3 separate regions of the Homo sapiens genome follow, and all the other regions are linked to region 1. The links are chromatin loops, found by intact Hi-C in ENCODE. Cell type or tissue: mammary epithelial cell. All regions are shown on one strand.

Region 1 (8,000 bases):
GGCTGAATCACAGCTCACAGTGTATAATTTTTAGAATACTCATCTTCCAGTCCCAGCTTGACACTGACTTGGGGAAGTTACATAGCCTCTTTCAGGCCCCTGCATCCTCATCTTTTAAGACAAAGATGGTGAAAGTCTCTGTTGTCAGGATTAGAGGATTGCTTTTAGCAGAAATTCCCCATGGAGAGCAACTATTATTATGGATGCTGGATCCTGATGGATACCTCGGGGATATCCCATCCCAGTTAAATCTGTAGTAAGGGTTCAGGATGTAACATGGCAGCCAGGAACTGGGGTCATTGCACGGTCATCAAACTCTGAGTTTCACAGTAGATTTGTAGGTTTAGGTTTAAAGTTGCTTACGCAATCCCAGGTTGGTTTGGGAACTAGTGTGGGCTGAGCCTACTGGTGTGGGGAGCTGTAGCCGCAGGGTTAGGGAGAGAAAGGCAGTGTAGAGAGAGATTACGTGGGTGTAGGATTGGGGCCTCATAGACATGCCTCAAAACATTGTGAAGTAAAACTGGGAATAGGGCAACACAAGTATAGGAAGAGAGAAAATGGCCTCTCCAGAATAACTTGAGAGATAACTGCGACCACATCATCTCCAAATACTTCTCCATCCCACACTATAGAATTCCTGTCTGGAATTCCAACTGCTGGATCTCCGGGTTAGGCAACCAGGAAGAGAACATTTTCTACAGGTGGTGACGATTAAAATGCTTCTGTCACCAGAAGGCAGAGAGGCTCAGGGGGGCTGGGGGGGCTGCAATCCTTCGTTCTACTTCTTTTATCGGCACATTGTTCTTTAAAGATGTGGAGATGGTCCCTGTTGGGATAGCACGTGAAACACACTGGTTTCCTGGCTGTAAATAAAACCACTGGTGTTGTGTTTGACATAGCTGCTTTAGTACTTGGTCAGCAGTCCCATATGGTCTAGCAAACCTCTTAATTACAACTACAGAGGACAGATTCCTCTAGTAAACATCACCATGTTTAACTTTTCCTCCTCCTGCTGCTGTCAGTGCACAGAGCATTTGAACTTGTAAGCAGCAGGGGAGAAATACCAAATGTACACTCCCCTACCAGAGCTGAGCTTCTCACACCATTAGAGTTTGAAAGGGCCATTTGGGCAGGTTGCATGAAAAACTGGTAGACACCTGCTCCACTTTACCAAACCACAGTGAAGCAAAGTTTGGTTACTGTGTTTTTTTTTTTTTTTTTTTGAGACGGAGTCTCGCTCTGTCGCCCAGGCTGGAGTGCAACGGCACAATCTCGGCTCACTGCAGCCTCTGCCTCCCAGGTGCAAGTGGTTCTTCTCCTCAGCCTCCCGAGTAGCTCAGACTACAGGCGCATGCCACCACGCCTGGCTAATTTTTGTGTTAGTAGAGATGGGGTTTCACCATATTGACCAGGCTGGTCTTGAACTCCTGACATCAGGTGATCCACTGGCCTCGGCCTCCCAAAATGCTGGGATTACAGGCGTGAGCCACCGTGCCCGGCCAGTTTGATTACTGTTTTAAAGAGACGAGAGAACTAATGTGAGCAAAGGGGCCAGGTAAGGAAAAGATGACTCCGGTATCCTTGAGTAAACTCTCTGTATCCAGGTGGTCAATTTCTGATCCAGTTCATTAGCACCCATGACTGATGGAATAATTTTGCAAGGCCTGGTTTGGCAAAAGTACAGGAAGAAGGCATAGCTCTATGAGTTGAATGGAAGTCTAGAGGTACAGAAAAGGGTGGAGTTGGCCTGCCTATGAGATCATTCTAACATTGGCATGTAGAGGGGGAGGGTGTGAACTATGCTAATTTGTTATAAAAATGAGCGGAACCTTCGAGCCGGCTTCTGCTTTGAACATCCCTCCTGATCTCAGCAAGCTGCCTCCACCAGAGAAGGGCTGCCATGCTGGGAAACTCCATCCAGTGACTCCATCCCTTGGAAACATGCCCGTTTGAAAAAAGTACTACCCTGCTTAAAGATTCTAAATCTTGCCTTAATCCACTTCAGATTGAACTATTGCCAAAAAGGTACTTATTCAGAGTCTTTCACCTATGAAACCAAGATGCCGTGTGCCCATTGTAAATTCAGATGTGTCCAGTCACATGTTTAGTAGAGACATTTCAGGATGTAATTTACATAGTCATCAAACTGTGAGCTGCACACCAGCTTTGTAGGTTTGGGTTTAAAGTTGCTTGAACAATCCAAGGTCAGTTTGGGAACTAGCATGGGCTGAGCCTGCTAATGTGGGTGCATCGGAGGTGCAAGGGCAATAGGGTGGGCTTACCATGGTATGTTATTTGCCTGAGGAGTGAATGCCTTATGAGGAAGAAGTCATCCCCAGGTAGAGTATACAGATCTGGGCCACAAAACATGGTTTTTCGTCATTTTTGGAGAGACTGGGTAGTACGAATGGCTGCTCATACTGCTGTATGCCTGAACAGGCCCTCATAGACATGATAAAGGACCCTAAGGAGATGAGCCCCAAGAAGACAGCCTAGCAATGGAGGATAATAGTCACAGGGACAGAGGCTGCCTCCCTGCCTACCTCATCACACTCTAGCCACTGCACTGACAGGCTACCAAGTGCATGGAATGAGGTCATGGCCATTTGTGGGAAGTGCTTAGTAGTGACCCGAAAATCCTGCTGTCAGTATCAGTGACTGTGGGACCCAGCCAAGTACCCTCTAAAGAGTTGCAGCAGGCTTGTCACCATAGCTACTGTGGATTCACAAGGCTGTTTTGAGGATCCAGGGGAACTTCTCGAGAGCATGTGCACAATTGTCCCTGGGAATTTCCGAAACTAGCTGGGAGAGATTGGAGATGTTCTGAGGCTCTCATGCTCCACAATTTGTGGTTAAGCCAAAGAAGACAGCCTTTGCCAGTACTAGTGTGTCAAAGAAAAATATGTCACGTATACATTCTATGAGCACAAAGTGATGAGACAGGGCCATAAGTTAAGCATGGGAATCAGTCTCATCCCTGACAGACACACGTTAGGTAGGAACATGATTCTACTGATTTACCATATAATTGTGTTTGGCTTTCTTTTGTGTTAGTCCCAGCATAAGATAGATAGGGTTTGAGCTGATCACGCCTTACTTGAGCTGATCACACCTTACTTTCTCCCTCAGTTCTTGTGGTTAATTAGCAAGATGACAGGTCAGCTAGGGTATGGGTGGAGTCAAAGTTGTAGGATACCCTCAGAAAATCAGCTCTTCAGAGTTCAAGCTGCCTCCATCCTTTCTGACATTTGATTTATCCCCTACCAGGCTATGAAGCCTTGACTTTATAGTATAAACCTCTAATCAGATAAGCGGATCACAAAACCATCTTTATTCTCAAGACCACTGCTCTATTGCCCTAACCATCCTTGAGCCATCTCAGGGTAGAGGCATCAGCCTTCAGGAGTTACATAGGCACTGGCAGATCATCATAATAAGGACGGGTTGCCAACCTGCTCAGGTTACAGTGAATGCTGATGGGTAGAGTCTGCTTTGAATTTCTCTGACAAGAGGGAGATACAATGTATTTGGTTCACCCAATTCATTTTAAGGGATTTGGTTCCCAGATTTCCTGCAATCGGAATCATGGCCCATTTTCACAGCCACTAGAGCATTAAATTCGTGTATACAAAATAAAGGACTAGAAAACATGTAAACCTAAAAATGTTTAAGCTAAAATTGTGGTACAGATGTTATCTGAGTCCCATAAATCAGTATTCAGAAATATTGTCTTACTGTCAGAAGCAAACAGCAAACAGAGACTTGCATTAGCTATGTGTCTAGATAATGGCAAAAATTAAGTACAGTATTGTTTAGAAATCATAGGCTGGCAGATCTCTTTTCCTTTTCAGGGTTTAAAGAAAGCATAACCTTCTCTGTTGCATTTAACAAAGGAAAAAAAAGGATTTTCTTGTTTTTTGTGCGTACACCCTGCCTAGGGATGAGTTATTCATCAAAATAAGCTTCCTTGTGTTTTAGAATTTGAGAATTTAGAATACTGAGCATTCTCTAACACATCGCCCTAAACATGCTAGTTTGATTCTGAAGCCTTTTTTCCATTTTGTCAAGTTCACCCTCTGAAAGGGACAGTGAAAAATTAGGGGTTGGCTCCACCTGGTGCTTTGATTAGAAAATTACACCTCCATGTATGAGGGCTGTCAACGGACAGTGTGCCCTCTTGCGCACGGAAACAGTAAAAATACTACATAAATATTACTTAAAAATACTAAAACTACCCCACAAGAGTGACCAGTTAACTCACTTTCCATGCAGGGTGCTAAGGACTATTTTTGTATGGTTGTTTTAGTGTCTGTTGCTATGGAACAAATCATCTTAAAATATAGAAGCTTAAGACAACAAAATCATTTATTATCTCCCACGGTGTCTATGGGCCAGGAATTCAGAAGGAGCTCTGTCGGGTGGTTCTGCCTGGAGGCTTCTTTCACATGAGATCGCAATCAGACAGTACTTGGGGTTATTGTAAAGCCTCATTCGCTCCCGTGTCTGGTGTCTGAGCTGATAAGACTGGACAGGCTGGGGTGGGAGCTTCTCTCTGTCTCTATGTAGTCCCTCTTTAGGGTTTCTCAAGCATAGCCAGACTTGTTTCATGTTGGCTCAGAACATCCAAGGTGGTGTCCCCAGAAAGAGAGCCAGGAGGAAGCCGTGTTGCTTTTTATGATCCAGCCTCAGAGGTCAGGAAATGTCACTTCTGCTGTGTTCTGTTGATAGAGGTAATTGCAAACGTCTACCCAGGTTCAAGGGAAGGGAACATAGCCTCCACCCCTCAATACAGGAATGTCAGTGTCACGTCAGAAGAAGAGCATGTGGGATGGGATATATATTTGTGCATCATCTTTGTAAAAATACAATCAACCACAATTGTTTTATTTAATCATCCTTCACCGTAAATGAAGTTGCTTCGATATATCATTATCCCAATTTTACATTTAAGTGAAAGCAGAAGGAAACATTAAAGATCTTCTTACGCCCTTTCGGTGTCATACTAGAGCATTGCCTAATAAGCTGTCAAAAGTGTCATCTGTACACGATTCTCAGTCTTGGCGCTATTGAAATTTTGGTCTGGGTAATTCTTTGCCGTGGGGGCTGTTCAGGGCGTAATAGGTCATTTAGCAGTATCCCTGGCCCCTGCCCACCAGACACCAGTAGCACACCTTCATCCCTTTAGTTGCGATAGCCACAAATGTCTCCAGACATTGTCAGATATCTCTGGGGTGAGGAGAGGGCAAATGTTCCCCCAGTTGGGAAGTTTTACAGGAAGAAAGTTACTTTGATTATTTGCTATTGATGAAGGTGAGACTCTTGTAAAGTTAATGTTAACTTGTGGAGGATCATTATGTTGCAATTCATTTCTGTCCAGTAGGAAATATAAATCCTACAGATTATAGTTGTGTTGTTTTATAATTTACCAGTTTCAACTTCACTTGCAGTCTTATTCCAGCATTCTTTTTGTTCATTGACTATATATAGTAATTTTTCTTCTCCTTCTTCATTCATTGATAAGTTAAATAAACCTTTGTCACATGTGTGCATACACACACACACACACACACAAACGCACACACACACCAGCTCCTTGGCAGAATGCAGAGTGAGAATTCTCTCCAATATGGGGATATGGAGCTATTATGATCTCCCTTCAAGAAAGAACTTGTAGATTAGCTGTGAGGGTGCAGTTAGGTGATGGCCTTGGTTGCAGTGCCTCTGGTTGCTTAGCCACAGCAGTTGAGCTGAGGCCATGCTTTTCCTAGGCAGACCTTTAACAGCTAATGAGCACAGTGGGCGTGCCAGGGCCTGGCCCTTTCTGTTCATCATGGAACTTCTCCAACAGGCAGCCTTTGCTCTGGAGCTCTCTGTTGGGCTGGCTGAGACTTTTGCAGGACAGCACTGCAGTTTGAGACTCTTCCTAACTAACCCTCCTTCTCCCTCCCCTTTCACAGGTGACAGACCTGCATCTCTAGCCTTTTTGTGCTTCAGGCACAACTCAAAGCTGCCAATAATCATGTTGCCCAATTTGTGAGCTGGAACTGCAGTCTTTTTGTTTTTTTGAGACGGAGTCTGGCTCTTTCGCCCAGGCGGGACTGCAGTGGCGCTATCTTGGCTCACTGCAAGCTCCGCCTCCCGGGTTCACACCATTCTCCTGCCTCAGCCTCCTGAGTAGCTGGGATTACAGGCGCCTGCCACCGCGCCTGGCTAATTTTTTTTTGTATTTTTAGTAGAGATGGGGTTTCTCCGTGTTAGCCAGGATGGTCTCAATCTCCTGACCTCGTGATCCGCCCGCCTCGGCCTCCCAAAGTGCTGGGATTACAGGCGTGAGCCACCACGCCTGGCCTGGAACTGCAGTCTTAAGTGTGGCATGAGTTGCCTTCAGAACCCAAAGAGGCCTACCAGGCACTTCTTTTTTGAGGTATGAGATATAAGATGCAGCAATTTATCGTTTGCTTTGGAGGGAATATTCCAGCATGAACCTAACCACTGGATTCCTTAAATCCTCATTCATCTTTTCCTCTCTGGAGCATGAGTGTTTTACCAAGACCTCCAGCATACTAGCCACCTCTTGCTTCTTCTGGCCAATGAACATGATGTCATTGATGCAGTGGATGGGTTTGATGTTCCGTGGGTTCAGGTGATCTAGATTATTTCAGACTATTATGGCAAAGGGCAGCTGAGTTAAGATAGCTCTGAGGCAAAGCAATAAATGAATATTGGAGTCTGTCCACGTGAATGTGAATTGTTCCTGATCTTTTTTTCTAATATGGATAGAAAAGGCACATTCACCAAATAGACAACCACATGCCACGGGCCTGCGGCCTGTTTAATGTGCTCCAGCTGTGATCCCACCTCTGGCACAGCAGCCGCAGTCGACCACCATGTGATTGAAACTGTACTCATCTGTTGTCATTCTTCAGAGTCCATCCACTTCCTGCTGGGGGAGACTAGCAATTAAAAAGAGATATGATAGAGACGACCAATCCCTATTTTGTATTTACCATCTTGCCTGGGGGACAGTTTCGGAGTTTCCATTTGGCCTCTCCCACTATGATAGCACTTCCTCACTGACCAAGGAACAAATATAGGGTTTACTCCAACTGCCAAGTACATTCATTCCAGTGATACATGGAAATGGAGAAATGCTTCCTGGGTGAGTCTACAGGTTCTGTGGGCCCACTCTGTGCCAGACCCAGCTAGGACTCCATTCATTACTTGATTCTTATAAGGCCCCACTTCAACAAGGGGTCCGGGTGTCAAGGTCAACTCGGAACTTGTGTGCAATAGTCTAGACCTTCCCTTTCCCTGGCATACAGTCACCTAAGCAAATGGTCGTGGGTCCCTTTAGGGAAGGATGGGACAAGTCATCTCGATATAAACTTGTTGCAGTGTTGCAGGGTACTTATTCTTAGGGACCTGGCTGTCTTTTTAGTCAATGGATTTTGGACCTGAAAATTGGCTCAGTTCCTAGAATTGAGGAAAGTATCCTGACTTTTTACTGGGGCAATTGCTGTCAGCCTCTTGCCCCTCCTTTCTTGCCTTTTCTCGTTGTAGATGTTAAGCGTCAGCCTTGTTTGCCCTTATCTATTTTGCCTGTGGGAATGCCATGCTCCAGTATCCATCCCTCCACCTCCTTGAAGGTCAAGCCCCTTTGATGCCTCTGATCTTCCCGGTCGTTACAGTAACTGTGGACTCTGGGTTTCTAGTGGTTAAGCTTGGCCACTTGGTCTCTCATTCTGAGGCCTTACTATCCTCATGAATATTAATTACCTAGCTCTGTGACAGCAACCACTGAACATAGATGAGGCCTGATGTTTTGGTGAATGGGCCTTCCTGTGGGACATACTCCTCTGGTTAGTGTCCAGGTTTCACATAATATATCCATTCTAGCACATCTCACCTCTTTATGCTTTCCTCTAGCTTCTGCCAGGGAAACTCAGGCATTTGCACTGAGTCATTGGCTCGGGGGAGCTGGCAGGAAGCATGGATTTAGC
Region 2 (8,000 bases), 430 kb before region 1:
ACTAGCAGAGTTTCATGAAATACAGCTTACAACTTCTGTTCAGGTAATCTCACCAAGACTTCAGATATTCAGGATCTAGTAGCATTTTTATTCAGTGAAAACAAAATCTTTCCTCCTTCCTTTTTTTTTTAATATTTGTTCTTCATTCAAATTTCAAATGGTATTGTATATTGTGGCAAAAGAGAGTAAATGCTGCTTCATCCTCAGTGGGAACTAAATCACTCCTCTTTGGCTGCAAGCCTGTAGCTGGTGATGCACACAGATGGCCCCGGCATTGTTTCTGGGATTAGCAAGAAGAGACTCCCTTGTGCGATAGAATCAGAAGCCTGCCAGTCAGCCTTAGGAGAAAACAAAACTGGCTGAGATAATGTGTTCATTAAGGTGGCTATCCAGGAATTTTCAATGTTTTTATTTACTTCCTCTAGCTTTTTCTCAAAGAAGGTTTCAAGAGAAAGCTATTTGTCAACCTAAGGAAGCATGTGCATCCGTGGCTCAGTCACTTGCACTTGTTTTATAGAATGATGTTTTCCCTCAAGCTAGTAACTGAGATAGAGTAATGGAAAGAAAGATGACTTCCCGAAATACATACAAAAATAAAATATCTGCTGTCAGGCAATCTTTATTAAGGATATTTAAAATGTAATTATTGTACTTCAGTTTGAATAAGTAAAGTCTTTTGCTACTAATATTCATCATTATTCAGCTACTTATTTTGCCAGTTGCTGCAGTCTTGACTTCAGATAGCTAAGTGTGTTTCTGGACTTGTCCTAGGCCAAAGGAGAGCCTTGCTGCCTTGATGGAAGTTACACCACCTCTTTTATCCTGGTTATGCTCTTATCTGGTGACTGGTCATGTGAGGGTAGAAAGGCCCAGCTCCCTATGCCACTTCTGGAGCACCCCATAGGACGAAATGAGTCCCGCCCCCACTGGCCAGTCCTGCTTCCTCACTCCCTCACAGACATTGATCCCAAGAGCACTCCCCAGTAAATGTTCTCCATTTCAGAGACTGCTTCCCATAGGCAAACGGACCCACAACAATATATTCAGAAAGGTATTCCCCCACAATTCACGTGCTGAAGTTCTAACTGCCATGGAGGGTGGAGCCTTTGGGAGGTGATTAGATAATAAGGGCTCTGCCCTCATGATTGGGATTCGTGTCCTTATAAAGAGACCCGACAGAGCTAAGCTCACTCCTTTTGCCATGTGAGAACTCAGCTAAAAGGTGCCATCTGTGAACTTGGAAATGGGCTCTCACCAGACACAGAATCTGAAGATGCTTGATCTTGGACTTCCCAGTCTCCAGGACTATGAGAAGTAAATTTGTGTTGTTTGTAACCCACTCAATTTGTGGTATTTTGTTATAGCAGCCTGAACTAAGACACCAACTCAACAATTAACTTAGATTTATCTAAACCCCCCAGTTATTTCCTGTATTATTTAAAAATAGGAAATACTGTATTTCCTATATTATTCCAAAGCAAATCCCATATGCCATATTTTTATCTGTAAACATATCAGGATGTGCTGTATCTTTCAAAAGTAAGGACCCTTGCTTTTAAAAGCCATAACCACAATACCATTATTACACCTTTAAAAGTTAACAGTAATTCCCAATAACATCAAATAAAGTCAGTGTTTACTTAATTTGAAACAGGATCTATATAAGGGCCTATAATTGTAATTGATTGATATGTCTCTTAATTTTCTTTTGATCTTTAGCTTCTTTTTTTCTCATCAGATAGTTTTTAATCCGTATAATTTTCAACTTTTGTGATTACTGTGCTTGGATATATGGTCCCTTTTTGTATGGACCGTAAGCTCAGTCTCAAGAGTTTATGGTAATACATGTGATACTAATAGTAGCTGCCTTTTGAGGCCTTTTTATGAACCAAGCACTCATAGTGCTTTGCATATATTATCTCAGTTAATCTGTGTAATAACCCTCAGCCCAATTTTACAGATAGAAAAACTCTCCCATTTGAGACTTCCAGAGGTGAAGTAATAAGAAACAGAGCTGAACCACGTCATTCTGACTCCAGAGTTCATGTTCTCAACCTCTAGGCTCCGCTGCCTGAGTAAACGTATTAGAAGTTAATGCCATGCTGAGTGAGTGCTATGTTATTCTCAGTACTTTCATGGGTGTTTGAAATTTTTCCTAGGTTAACAAAAAAAAAATTGAATGCTGTCATAAAATGGCCATGTGGTCAATCTAAATCAACAAACTTTCTGTGTACATGGAACTGGGTAGGAGCTGAGCAAAATCCATAGATAAATGATGTTTGATCTCTGCCTTCCAGATGCTCACAGGCCAAAGGTTGGTGGCGGGAGACAGACAGATACAAAAGCAGATTGAATAAAAAGTGGGCTGTCGGGAGTCTGTAGTAGAGCTGTAGACAGAAAGTGATGGAGGCAGAAAGGTCATTCTAATTTGGGGGTCTAGGGAAGGCATTTTGGAGAATGTGGGAGCTGCAAGGCCCTTGAATGATGAGAAGGATATTAGCAAAGTGTAGGTGGATGAGGATTGAAGATGATGAGTATTAAAGTGTGATACCACATTCTAATGAAGTTCCTTTGGGGCTTCTCTTTCTCCCAATTGACTACGTGGAAATGCACAAAGCATTCATTAAAGCTTTCTCCCCAGCTCAGCAACTTGCGACACAGACAGATAGGAACTAAACTCTGACCCTGCCTTCACTGCCTTTCCAGGCAGGATCCAGGTTGGAGTGCTGATGTTAAGGTCATGTTGTCCACCTGTATTAACTGCCATTATCTGTTTAGGTCAGGCAGCTTGCCAGGTCTATCTTGGCAGGAAAGCCTCGGTTCCCAAGATAACCTGTTTTGTGCCTCTCTGATTACAACCTGACTGCAACCCTGCATTGTTCTTGGTGAGCAGTGAGCAGCTATCACTGCACAAGGTGACCAAACTCTGTGCTTAGTGGCAGATCCATCTGAGATTCCTTTTGGGTGTGCTAAGAAGCAAGGCTCTCCTTTCTAGTACTTGGAGGGACTACTTACTTCATTTTACATCTTTATTAGAAAAACCTGCTTCTCTGGCTTTACGAGGCTAAGCAAAAAGGGCGTGCTAAGCAGCAAGGTTTTCATTTCTGTTTTGTCACCTGTCAGCAGCAGAAGCTCAGGCTGCCTGACCTTTTCCCAAGCCTAGTGTCTCCCACCTGCCTCCTCGCACATCTTGCAGTTATGTTCTCAGGAAAGTCAAGCAGGTTTAACATTAATCAAAGACAAACCTAAGTAGAGGAGTAAATCGACTACCCACTCCTCCCCTCCAAACAGTATGTAGTAATGAATTCAAAAGCAAAGTATTTTCATTATCCGTGCTAGCAACTCTTGTGACTAAGGATGAAAGTTGAGTTAATAATAAGCCTACAGGCCCTCACTTCAAAGATATAAGGATAACGTATAAATCAATGTTGCTATATTATTTCCAATGAGATTTTTTTAATGTTTACACTTACATGTTTTATTTTCTTCTTATCACATTTATAACATGTAATAGTTCTTAGTGCTGTCCATTAAATATTTCTGGTTTTCCTCCAAATTCACAATAGTAGTATATTTCCTGAACTCTAGAAGTTAGATGTGGGCATGTGATTTACTGTATAGTTAAGACAGTGTGAGTGAAGGAAGTGGATGCCACCTCCAGACAAACTTTGGGAGCCAACGCATGATTGCCTGTGCTTTGCTGTCCCTTTGCCACAGTAACTGGTGACTTTTGGGGTGACGGCTGCTCCTTCGGTCTGATTCACCTGGTAGATCCCCCAGCCAACTCTGTGATAGATATGCAGCACAAGGTGGAAATCAACCCTGGATGTTTTAAGTGACTGAAACTTTGAGGTGGAATGTTACTGCAGCATTACCTAGCCTCATTTGACTGAAATATAGGGTTTTTAAAAAGGCTTCTGAGGATTAAAATGAGCCTCTATAACTTGAGAAAGGATTTTGTCTTGATGAGTGTGATAAAACGCTCACCCTCTACAAATTGGAGGGACTAATGATAATTTTGCCCATCTTTCTAAAAAGGCTTATTTTCCAGTCCTTTGATGACTTACATTATAATCATAATATATAAATATTATGTATATAACACATAATATAGCCCCTTGTAACAAGTTCTTTCCCCAAAAAACATTAACTAAAAGTTTTACAAAGTATTATAGCAAGCTAACTTGGAGGAAATTGCCCTCGTATTTAAGATTTAATACTAAAAATTTCACATTTGTAAAACTTTGGTTCTAAGACTTCCCATGCTCATAATCTACAAGACTGGCCCTTTTTGGTTAGATTTGCTACAAGAACCTGACAATAAAGACTGAGCTGACAAATCTATTGAATAAATTTATGCTGAGCTTCACTGTGTCAAATTTATATTTTAGCACCCTCTGCTGGAGAAACTATATACACTTCTGATAAATGCAGGTGATTTATGCCAATGTGATCATTCTGACTTGTGTCTTAAATATAGGATTTGGAGAATGTTATTTAAAATCTGTACTAAAAGAAGCCTCTCCTTTAAGCAAATGGCCTTCTGACAAACTATCCATGCACCAGTGGTATTTGTCTCCTGCAGATCCCCTAGAAAGACATATACATGCACATATAGTCATTAATGTGTGTATAGTTTACACATGGAAAAAGTAGAAATGGGCTTAATGAAAATGAGAAATTTGTAGGCCAGACGCGGTGGCTCACGCCTGTAATCCCAGCACTTTGGGAGGCCAAGGCAGGCGGATCACGAGGTCAGGAGATCGAGACCATCCTGGCTAACACAGTGAAACCCTTTCTCTACTAAAAATACAAAAATTAGCCGGGCATGGTGGCAGGCACCTGTAATCCCAGCTACTTGGGAGGCTGAGGCAGGAGAATGGCGTGAACTTGGGAGGCGGAGCTTGCAGTGAGCCAAGATCTTGCCACTGCACTCCAGCCTGAGGGCGACAGAGTGAGATTCCATCTCTAAAAAAAAAAAAAAAAGAAATAAGAAATTTGTAATACTATGCCTTTCTTCAACACAGCCTCCCCACCATATATTCTTGTGAGCAAGCACACTTATAGCCTCCAGTCTCTTCTGATTCATCTGCCAAATCTCAGTCCAAATTATGTCATTCCTACTCATTCATTCAGCAAACCATGTGACAGACAAAGTGTTAAGTGGTGGGAATCCCATTTTAAGCTAAACACATTATCTCCTATCTTAGTCTGTTTTATGCTCCTATAACTGAATACCACAGTTTGGGTCATTGATAAGGAAAAGAAATGTATTTTTTATGGCTCTGGAGGCTAGGGAGTTTAAGGTCAAGGGGCTGATCATCTGATAAGCGCTTTCTTGCTGTGTCACCCACAGTGGAAGCTGGAAGGGCAAGAGACCATGAGAGAGCAGAGGAAAGGGGGTCGAACTCATTTTATCTGGAACTCACTCCTAACCCACTCCCAAGGGAATGGCATTAATCTATTTATGAGGGCAGAGCCTCTATCACCTCTTAAAGGTCCCACCTCTTAATACTGTTACGGTGGCAATTAAATTTCAATGTGACTTTTGGAGGAGACATCCAAACCATAAAATATCTCTGTCTTTAGGGAGTTTATGGTCTTATTGGAGAACAGACTTTCACCAAATGAAGAGGTTAGTAAGTATTTAATTATGAACTGTAGGCCGGGCACGGTGGCTCACACCCTATAATCCCAGCACTTTGGGAGGCTGGGAGGCAGGTGTGGATCACTTGAGGTCAGGAGTTTGAGACCAACCTGACCAACATGGTGAAACCCGTCTCTTCTAAAAATACAAAAATTAGCTGAGTGTGATGGCATGTGCCTGTAATTCCAGCTACTCCGGAGGCTGAGGGACAAGAATTGCTTGAACCTGGGAGGCGGAGGTTGCAGTGAGCTGAGATTGCATCACTGCACTCCAGCTTGGGCAACAGAGGGAGACCCTGTCACAAAAAATAATTTAAAAAAAATTATGAACTGTGATATGTGTTTTGAAAGGGTACTCTATGTGAATATCTTAATTATATGAATATGTTAACCTAATTTAGCCAGCTAAGTTAGAAAGCAATATTTGGGCTGAGATGACCTGAACTTGGTGGACGGTGCTAACCAGCTGAAGAGAGGGGTAGGCTGGTGGAGGAGGAGCATTGCACACACAGAAAGCAGCAGGTGCACCACTCTGCATCCAGAAAGGATAAGTGAAAGACAAGGAAGATTCCATAGTAAGGAGATCAGGGGGAGTGTTGCTATTTTACTTTAGAAAGTGGGAGCTGGTAAAAAAAAGGCCGATGGAAGGCAGGGTAGATGGGATAGGCAGTACATTCTCAGCTCTGCATTTCAAAACAAAATTGCTCTTGCTGTGTTTGGGAGAAGAAATAACTGGTTGGATATAATAAGACTGGGTTCCCTTTACTCTACAATTGAACCTAGTGCCCAAGCATGACATGTAAGTTTCTCTAAGTGGGCTCTGTCTGTTTCTTCAATTTCATCCTCACGTGCTCTGTGATACTGATTGTTTCCTGAGAACGTGTACCATGCTCACTTGAAATGCCTTTTCTTTTTCTCACTTCTCCTTTCTCCATCTATGGAAATGCCATTTATTTATTTATTATTATTATTATTTTTGATACAGAGTCTCACTCCGTTGCCCAGACTGGAGTGCAGTGGCATGGTCTCAGTTCACTTCAACCTCCACCTCCCAGGCTCAAGCGATTCTCCTGCCTCAGCCTCCCGAGTAGCTGGGATTACAGGCACCCACCACCAGGCCCAGCTGATTTTTGTATTTTTATTAGAGACAGGGTTTCACCATGTTGGCCAGGCTGGTCTTGAACTCCTGACCTCAAGTGATCCACTAGCCTCGGCCTCCCAAAGTGCTGGGATTACAGGTGTGAGACACTGTACCCAGCTGGAAATGCCATTTATTCTTAAAATACCAATGCAAGACCACATCCTTTGGGAAGCTTTCTCTTTTTTCATCCCCACTCAACATGAATTCTGCTTCTACTTCTTCTATACTTCCATAACATAGCATCTGCATTTCTACATAAGACATCTCATACTTCTCTGCACCATGAGATTGTAAAAAATATAAAAGGGATAATGTCTTCTTTCCTCCCTCCGGCCTCCCCCCATCCCCGGTATTTCCTAGATCATTGCTTTGAACTCAGTAGTGCACTTTGAAGTGAAATTTATCATTACATTTCATTACACTATAAATTTCATTAGATCTCTCATAGTTCCAAATTAATAAGGATACATTCATACACACAAATACATGTAGAGGCACACTTCTAAGAACGGAATGGGCAAGAAGTTAATGCTTTGCTTGGGTTGAGAGAGAAAACACTAGAAAGTAGACAGAGAAAGGGAAGGGAGGTGGGAAGGAATAGGGAGGTGAGTTGGAGTGGGTAGGCAAATAGGTGAAAAGTGTGAGTAGTAAGTGAGGTGACCAGAGGATGACCATATAAATAACCATGCTGACATGGTTTGGCTGTGTTCCCACCCAAATCTCATCTTGAATTGTAGCTCCCGCAATTTCCACATGTTGTGGGAAGGACCTGGTGGGAGGTAATTGAATCACAGGGGTGGGTCTTTCCCTTACTATTCTCATGATAGTGAATAAGGCTCACAAGAGCTGATGGTTTTTTTTTTTTTCTTTTTTTTTGAGATGAAGCTTGGCTCTTGTTCCCCAACTGGAGTGCAGTGGCACAACCTCGGCTCACTGCAACCTCCGCCTCGGGTTCAAGCAATTCTCCTGCTTCAGATTCCTGAGTAGCTGTGATTACAGACACATGCCACCGTGCCTGGCTAATTTTTTGTATTTTTAGTAGAAATAGGGTTTCACCATGTTAGCCAGGCCGGTGTCGAACTCCTGACCTCGAATGATCCTCCCACCTCAGCCTCCCAAAGTGCTGGGCTTACAGGCATGAGCCACCATGCCTAGCCAGGATCTGATGGTTTTATAAAGGGGAATCTTCCTGCACAAGCCCTCTTCCTTGTCT
Region 3 (8,000 bases), 180 kb before region 1:
GAAAGGTGCCAATTTTAATTCTTTTATTATTTTGGAAGTCACGGTAATATTTGTTTTTAAAAATTGTTTCATTGTTAAAAAATAAAAAATTTACATCTTCTGGATTAGGTGACATTTCAGATCCTTCCCAACTGCAATAGACTGTGATTATAGGGAGGTTTTACAAGTTAAAACATATGGATTTGGAGAACACACAGCACAGATTTTTCTCAAAAATCCTGATTTAATAAAATTTATTTTTTTCTAGTAAAGGAACTTGTTATAGGACTTACTAACACAATTCAATTTGTAAGCCTTTTAAAGACACCCTTATAAAACATTCGCAAATTAGAAAAGCAGGCTTTTCTTGGACCATATGTTGAGATTTGGGGTTTAGAAGTATGCTCACTGTCCACATGGTGCAAGCAAGCACTCTACATAAACAGGACCTTTGGATGAGGAGATCCTTGTGGATTATAACTGTGGCTGCTCCATCTTTGTTACCCCAGCTCAGCACCTGGTGCATAGTAAGTGCTCAGTAAAATTTGGCTTTAAATGAGGACGTAGGATGAAGAAGACTCTCAGTGGGGCTCTGTTAGAATTTTCAGTGATAGGAAAGGAAAATAACTTCCTTCCAAAGAAAGGAGTGGGTGGGGAGAAAGCTAGAAATATGGATGAAGGAAGGCGTACTCTTGGACCAAGCATGGGTAAAAATGGCAGGTCTTCTGCCTGTAGGGTGTTTCTCTCTATAGATTGAAATAAGCATGATTGAGCAAGGCAGCTTTTATGCCCCCTCAAAACAGCCTAGGTTCCTGATTTCCTGGCTAATCCACTTCATTTCCTACACTGAGGCTTGTGGACCATCCAGTCTATGTTTTTTCTTATCTCTCTTTGGATGTTTCTCTAGTCTGATATCTGACCCAGGTTTTCCAAACTTCTGTAACTCCCATTCAACCATGTGCAGCTGGCAGCACATGATGGTATTCACAGCAGGAAGAACTGTGGCCTGCAAGTCAGGAGACCTGGGCTCGACTCTCAGGTGTGCAACTTCAGGCAGTTCAGCCATTCCTGAGTCTCAGTTTCCTCAGGCATCAAATAAAGAGATCAGACAAAAATGCATCCTCAGTTTTGTATCTTATTTAGGTTATAACCTGGATATATAATTAGTGGGATACCAGAAAAGGCCTTTATCAGTTATGAATATTATAAATTGAGTGAAGCTCTCTGGTTAGCTTGTCGCCAAATGAGTAGTGTCCTAGGGGAATGGAGACTGATCTAGCTCTGTCTCCCTGATGGTTCTGCCTTAGGGTAATTCTGGGCCCAGGATCAATGCAGCCAACAGAACTACTTCCTGGGCTGCTAACAGTATCTGAAGCAGAGGTCTGTAGAAACTACAGAATCACTGACTTGTCTTCCTTAGCAACTTTATTTCCTCAGGCTGTGGAGCCCTACCAAGATTTTGCTTGACAGTTAATGAGGGAGTCCTTCTACCACGTTGGGATTCACACAGTTTATTTTGGTAGGTAACTAAGGCAGACAGAGATCATTAAACCCTTCATAAAACAGCCCATCAGCCACCTGCTTGCAGAGCAAAAGGCTGCTCTTTGGCAGGAAAGACTGTGTTCTTCAGCCCACTCTTGGGTCCCATGCAAGATTCTAATGAGGTTGCCTGTGAAAACTTTTTGGTTATGATATATTTCTTTCCATTTGTATAAAAGCAACCAATAAATACCAGTGATCTTGTCAGGCCATGCCAAAGAAGAATTTGTTGGGGATTTAATATCCCAATGCATTGGACATACTTGAATTTGGCTGAACAGCCAAATTGGGTGGTTTGGCTCAATTTAACCAGTTTAAATGTTGTTGGTGTATAGCTTTGCAAATGACTTTGGTTCTTACTGAATGATCACTGGAGGGGATTGGCTTATAAATGAATTCAAAATCCTCAGGTGTGTTTTAAAGATCTACAAAACAAGTCTCTCCTTTGTTGTAAATGGGCAAGACTCAATAAAGAGAGTGAGATGAAAAGAGCTATTAGTTCATCTGTTAGGGCATCCAAATATGCACCCAGAAGGCATAGCAACAAATAATTCATGCTTTAACATGTTCTACAAACAGCAAGGTATTCCAAACTACTGCCAACCACCTGACCAGGAAAAAGGGCATGGTGGTGATCATGAAATAATTGAGGGTAAAAGGCAGGGTTATAAGTCCTTTAAACCCTTTTGAGCTTAGGTAATGTCTTGCTGGGCACGTGGCTCTGATTCTTTCTCTGGTCTTTGCCAGCAGATTTTTAGGAATCTCCTGGCAGAAGAGCATTGTTTGTGGCACCTTCCACTTCTGCAGCACTCTTGGATGCTGACTATTTACAAGGACTTTCAACTGCCTCCTTCACCCATCTGGTATTAATTTTTATTTCTTCGTTATTGAGTCTCTGATTCATCTCTACGCAGACCTTTGAGTTTCCTGAAGGCTTTGCTTCCCCAGACAGGGTGCCCCACCCAAGTAAGTTCACTTGCTGTTTGCTTTGAGGAAAGTCAGGATCTAGAGTTCCCCAGCTCAGAGAACAAGACTATGACTCACTTTATCATCAAAGTCAGGATGGAGAGGATTTCCTTCATCTCCCTTTACTCTCACTCCCACGTCTGATCGTCTCATGGGTAATGGGGTCTTGGCATTTCTAGCTTGTAGGATCTCCCAGCTCCCTTCATTCTGTCCTGTGTCTCCATCTCAGTTGCCTCTGTCTTAGCTCACAGTCTCTCTCCTGGACTGTTGCAATTGTCTTCATATTGTATCCTAAAGGCAATGGGGTAGGCTTGGAAATGCTTTCAGTGGGAATTAACTCGATCACATTTTCTTGCATAAGAATCACACTGAAAATAGTCACTAATTCATTGAAGGGGCAGTTGAAATGGAGGTGGAGAGAAATCCATTATAAAGCTATACTCCAGTTGAGAATTATAAGGAAGGTTCGGATTAAGCTGGAGACAGGGACAGTGAAGAGGAGAGGAAATGGATATTTAGCAAGGAGAACCGAAAGAGCATAGTAACTGATTTGAATTACAAGGTGGGAGACGGAGCCGTTGGTAATAAATGTCTCCTGGATAAAACCTCTGGAGACTGCATGGATGCTAGTATCATTCTGAGAAAGAAGAAATTAAGAATTAAGTCTACGGGGGAAATGGTGAATTTGAATGCGGCATGTTAAGTTCCAGTTTCATGTGGAGACTATCCAATGGGGAGAGAATCTGTAAGCAGTTATATATCCCAAGTCTGAGATTCAGAGAGAGAGAATGTTGAAGACAGAGATTTTATAGTCATGAGCCTAGAGCTGGCAGTTAAAGCAAGAGAGCTTATAACATCTGCCAGACAGAGCTTGTTAAATGAGATAGGGGGCCAGGCACGGTGACTCACACTTGTAATCCCAGCACTCTGAGAGGCCGAGGCGGGCAGATCACCTCAGGTCAGGAGTTTGAGACCAGCCTGGCCAACATGGTGAAACCCCGTCTCTACTAAAAATACAAAAATTAGCTGGGTATGGGGGTGCGGGCCTGTGATCCCAGCTACTCGGGAGGCTGAGGAAGGAGAATTGCTTGAAACTGGGAGGTGGAGGTAGCAGTGAGTACTCCAGCCTGGGCTATAGGGTGAGGCTCCGTCTCAAAAAAATAAATTAAAAAAAAAAAAGATAGATAGGAAGATGGTAGGATCCTGGGGACTATCACTCCTAGAGGGCCGCACAGAGAAGAGAGGCCTGAAGGAGAGATTCAGGATGGTGCGTTATTACACAAAGAACAGAGGAAAGAACTTGACAATTAGATTATGCAGATTCTTGAGATCAGTTTCAAGAAAATGATGGGGACAGGCGCCAACTGCCGCTGGGTTGACTTGTGAATGAGAGATGAGAAACTGCAGACAGTCTAGACTTCTCTTTCTAGAAACTTGGCTGTAAAGAAAAGATGATAAACGGGAAATGGGTGACAGCATGCGTGGCCAGTGCACCCGAGAACAGGAAGGCACACGTGATAGTTAATTCTATGCGTCCACCTGACTAGGCCACAGGATGTCCAGACATTTGGGCAAACATTATTCTGGGTGTTCTGAGGGTGTTTTGAAATGAGATTAACGTGTAAATCAGTAAATTGAGTAAAGCAGGTGGCCCTCCCGATGCAGGTGGGCCTTGTTCAATCAGTTGAAGGCCTGAATAGAACAAAAAGGTGGACCTTCCCCTGAGCAAGAGAGAAATCCTCCTGCTTGGTCGTCTTTGAACTAGAACATTGGCTTTTTCTCACCTTTGGACTTAAATGGAGATATCAGATCTTCCTGGGTCTCAAACCTGCTGGCCTTTGTGCTAGAGCTATGTGATCCGCTCTCCTGGGTTCCAGAGCCTCAGACGCAGACAGGAACCACACCATCAGCTCTCTTGGGTCCCCAGTTTGCCAACTCATTCTGCAGATCTTGGGACCTGCCTGCCTCCATGATCACATGAGCCAAGTTCTTACAAGAAATCACTTTCTAAATATATATGTGTATCTTATTGGTTCTGAGAACCCTGAGTAATGCAGCACAAAATGGAAAAGAAAAGAGAAAAATAGAAAAGAAGGAAGGAAGGAGGGGTGAGAGGAAGGTGTGGAGCGGGGGATGAGAAACACAGCCTCTGTGCTTTGCAAGTGTGGGGAGACGGCGGGTCACTGCATCATTGTCTGTGATCGCTGACGGCGTTGATGACTCACTCATGTTACATAATTAGAATTCACCTTCAGACTTTGCTGTCTTACCATTTCGTCTCATAGAAACAAGGCTTCCTAGCTTGGCTTGTTTTCTTGTTACTCAGGGGCTGTTGCTAGCATAAGGTCATACTTAGAAAGCTGAACCCTCAATAAGATTACTCAGAGACTTGGCAGCTTTTTCCCTGGCCATTTTGTCTTTAAGTTAAAAAAAAACAACAGAAAACAGCTCACTCTTCTAAAATGACATTACACATCACTTTGAAATATGTCCTGTAGGCCAGCCCTGAAATGTATGGTCTTTCTGGACATTCATTGGAGAGAAGCTCTGTTTTTAAAAATGTAAAAAAAAAAAATTGTTTTACTCTAAAAGAGCGTCTCTGATAACCCAGTTTTTAGGAAACTATTGGCTGAAAAGAAACAACAGGAGAGGTGAGAATTTGTCCAGTTTATACCTAATTCATTTCTGCCATTATCCCATTCTGGGATAACTTCAGAAACCACGAGGGCCATTTAACCAAGAGATTTATTGGGCCTTAGAGTTCATTATGTTTCTGCCTTGTTTTTATAATGCTTTTGTTATAATATTAAAGTGACAAAGATAAACAACTTTATTTGTGGTTGTGCAGATGCCATGTGGAATATCTGCTCGGCTTGAAAAGATTCCCCTGGCTCTTCTGCCCACTCAGAACAGCGGGACCCACATTTCAGCTTGGACAACATGACCAAGCTCTGCTGTTCACAGCTGCCTGGCCCAGGCTGGGTGCCTGGCCCCAAGTTCAGGGCCAACGCCCTTTTCTGGGAATGGGGAATCAAAGCAGAAAAGCATCCTGTGCACTCACACTCTCACACACCCACACACTCACATGCACACTCACATGCACACTAACATACACACAAGTCTCACACTCACACACACTCATGCACCCTCACATACAGTCACACATGCACACTCACACACTAACATGTACACACACACTGGTACACACTCACACTAACAAGCAAATAATCACACACTCATGCACACACACACTAACATGCACACTCACACTAACATGCGGACACACACTAACATGCGGACACACACACTAATATGCACTCACACTAACGCACACACTAACCATGCACACTCACACTCACACACACACACACTAACATGCACACTCACACATGCCACACACTAACATGCACACATACACAAACATGGACACTCACACAAACATGCACACACAAACATGCACACTCACACACTAACATGCACACACACACTAACATGCACACTAACATGCACACTCACGCACACTAACATGCACACTCACACACTGGTGCACACTTGCACTAACAAGCAAATACACTCACGCACTCATGCACACTCACACACTCATACACACTAACATGCACACATGCACACAAAGTCTGTCTCCAACTGTGAATTTGGTCACTATGAGCTTCCACCTTTACCTGTTGTGAGGATTGAATAGAAGAGAGGAAAAAAATATTTCAAGAAAGAAGATCCAAATAGAAGCAGCAATGGGTGACAGGCCCTGTATCCTTGGCTGTCCTGTGGTCTCCCAGCTCCTGGATGCTGTCCCTCCTGGGAGCACGGCTGCACTCCTGCCTACTGTACCATGAGATGTGTCCTTCTTCTTACAGTGACCACGCCCTGCCGCTCTTTCTCCCCCAGTCCACTGCCAAGCTGAGTTGAACTGTATTTTGTTACTCACAGTCAAAAAAATCCTAATTCATTAGGTTACGATTTTAAAAATAAAAATATATCTTTCTTGGGTTGTATCATAAAGAATCAGGTTTGAGAATTTTGATGGTTGTGGCTTGGGAAGTGAGAGGGGGAACCTGGTCTTCTAATTAAATAACCTTCTATACTCTCTCGCCTTTTTCTTATCCCAGGAAAGCCTCAGGAACTTGTTGCAATAGGGACTGCCAGGTCCCGTTGCACTATTGGTGGAAGAGAGGTCCACACGGTGCCTACGATAAGCGATTTGTTCGTATCTATCCAGACTGCAGGTGCATACAGCCACTCATCCTCAAATGCCATCCTCAGGAGTTTATGCTGCACACAGACTGGCACATGTGCAGGAAGACATAGTGCAGGGCTACGTGCTACAACATTGTTGGTGACAGCAACATATTGGAAGCAACCTGAATTTTTGTTAATAGAGGATTGGCTACATAAATGATGCTAATCTATACAACTGGAGTACTATGATGCCATAAAAAAGAATGTACAAGGTCTTTACGTTTGGAAAGATCTCTAAGATATAATGGTGAGTGAAAAGTGTAAGATGCAGAGCACTGTGTTTTACAGGCTGTCATTTGGGGGCTGACAACATCTATTCAAATGTGCTTTCATATATATTGAAAGCACTTTGGAAGGAAAAACATCAAATCAGTACCAATGGTTTACTTGTGTGTATGAATGTGTGTATGGCAGGGGTGGGGTGGGGGTAGGTGGCTTAGGTACAAGACAGGAATAGCAAAGAGACTTTTTAACCATATACCTCTTAAGAGGTTAAAAAAAAAACCTGTTGAAGCATGTGTTGTTAACCATGACAGAGAGAGAGAGAATGAAGGGAGGGAGATAGGGAATGAAAGAAAAAGAGGGAGGGAAATGGAGGGGCAAAGAAAGGAAGGAAGGAAGAAGGGAGGGACAGAAGGAAGGAGGGAGGGAAAGAAGGAAGGAGGGAGGGAAAGAAGGAAGGAGGGAGGGAAAGAAGGAAGGAGGGAGGAAGGAAGGGAGGGAGGGAGGGAATTGGCTCTTTCCTGAAGCTACAGCTTAACAAATAAAAGCGAAGGCCACCAGCAGCGATGGTTTGAGAGGTGAAGGATGACGTAGTCATGACTCCGAGAGCTGAATTCCCTGCGCATAGTGTGAGTGAAAACCTGTGTGCGTTACATCACAGAAAGCTATTCAAAATGCCGTGAGCCCAGTGAGGTCTGCAGGACAGACATACAATTGCTTGCAAACAAGTAGCAGGACAATGAGCTTTGTTTCGTGTTTATCGGCAGATTTTCTTTGCCTCTCAAGGGAGCTGGGAGAAACTCAAGTCTGAAACTCAAACTCATCTCAGTCATTCCTTTCCCTTCAACTAGACCTGAACCTCAGGAGATCTGGAGTATGTGCTGAATTCTACTGGGAACTGAGCCCTCTGAATATTATTATTGTTTTGCTAATACTTTTTGCTGGAAAGTACATCAAACCAGGATGTGTTGTACCTCTTGCTTTGCCAGACTATTTAAAAGCAAAAGTGACCAGATATCCAACTTAAGGCTGATCCAGGT

Evidence for each region. A loop is a pair of places that touch in the nucleus more often than their neighbours do. Peaks named below come from ENCODE experiments on the same cell type or tissue, not always from the same donor. Only the 100,000 strongest peaks of a DNase experiment are listed, where the experiment ranks them.
Region 2: a loop joins it to region 1, with 14 times the contacts of the local background. A loop is called at or near these places in 11 of 110 quality-filtered maps.
Region 3: a loop joins it to region 1, with 7 times the contacts of the local background. A loop is called at or near these places in 14 of 110 quality-filtered maps.

The regions. Positions count from the first base shown.
Region 1 is chr6:11,492,272-11,500,271 of GRCh38, forward strand. All of the region lies in intron 3 of LOC105374928 (a long non-coding RNA gene), which reads left to right. Among named protein-coding and RNA genes, the nearest start is that of TMEM170B, 41 kb to the right of the region's middle. In mammary epithelial cell, a CTCF peak has its summit at 4,129 (motif pointing left); DNase peaks (open chromatin) are centred at 4,110, 5,800 and 7,960; H3K27ac peaks cover 267 bases.
Region 2 is chr6:11,064,747-11,072,746 of GRCh38, forward strand. All of the region lies in intron 3 of ELOVL2-AS1 (ELOVL2 antisense RNA 1), which reads left to right. Among named protein-coding and RNA genes, the nearest start is that of ELOVL2, 24 kb to the left of the region's middle. In mammary epithelial cell, a CTCF peak has its summit at 4,401 (motif pointing left); no DNase peak of the experiment used is centred here.
Region 3 is chr6:11,313,778-11,321,777 of GRCh38, forward strand. LOC105374925 (a long non-coding RNA gene) reads left to right here. Exons shown (of 6, transcript XR_001743967.2): 5 at 6,609-6,985. It also overlaps a transcript of NEDD9 not described here. Among named protein-coding and RNA genes, the nearest start is that of NEDD9, 85 kb to the left of the region's middle. RefSeq lists an enhancer at 4,466-4,685. In mammary epithelial cell, no CTCF peak of the experiment used is centred here; DNase peaks (open chromatin) are centred at 2,114, 2,494 and 4,764; H3K27ac peaks cover 4,126 bases.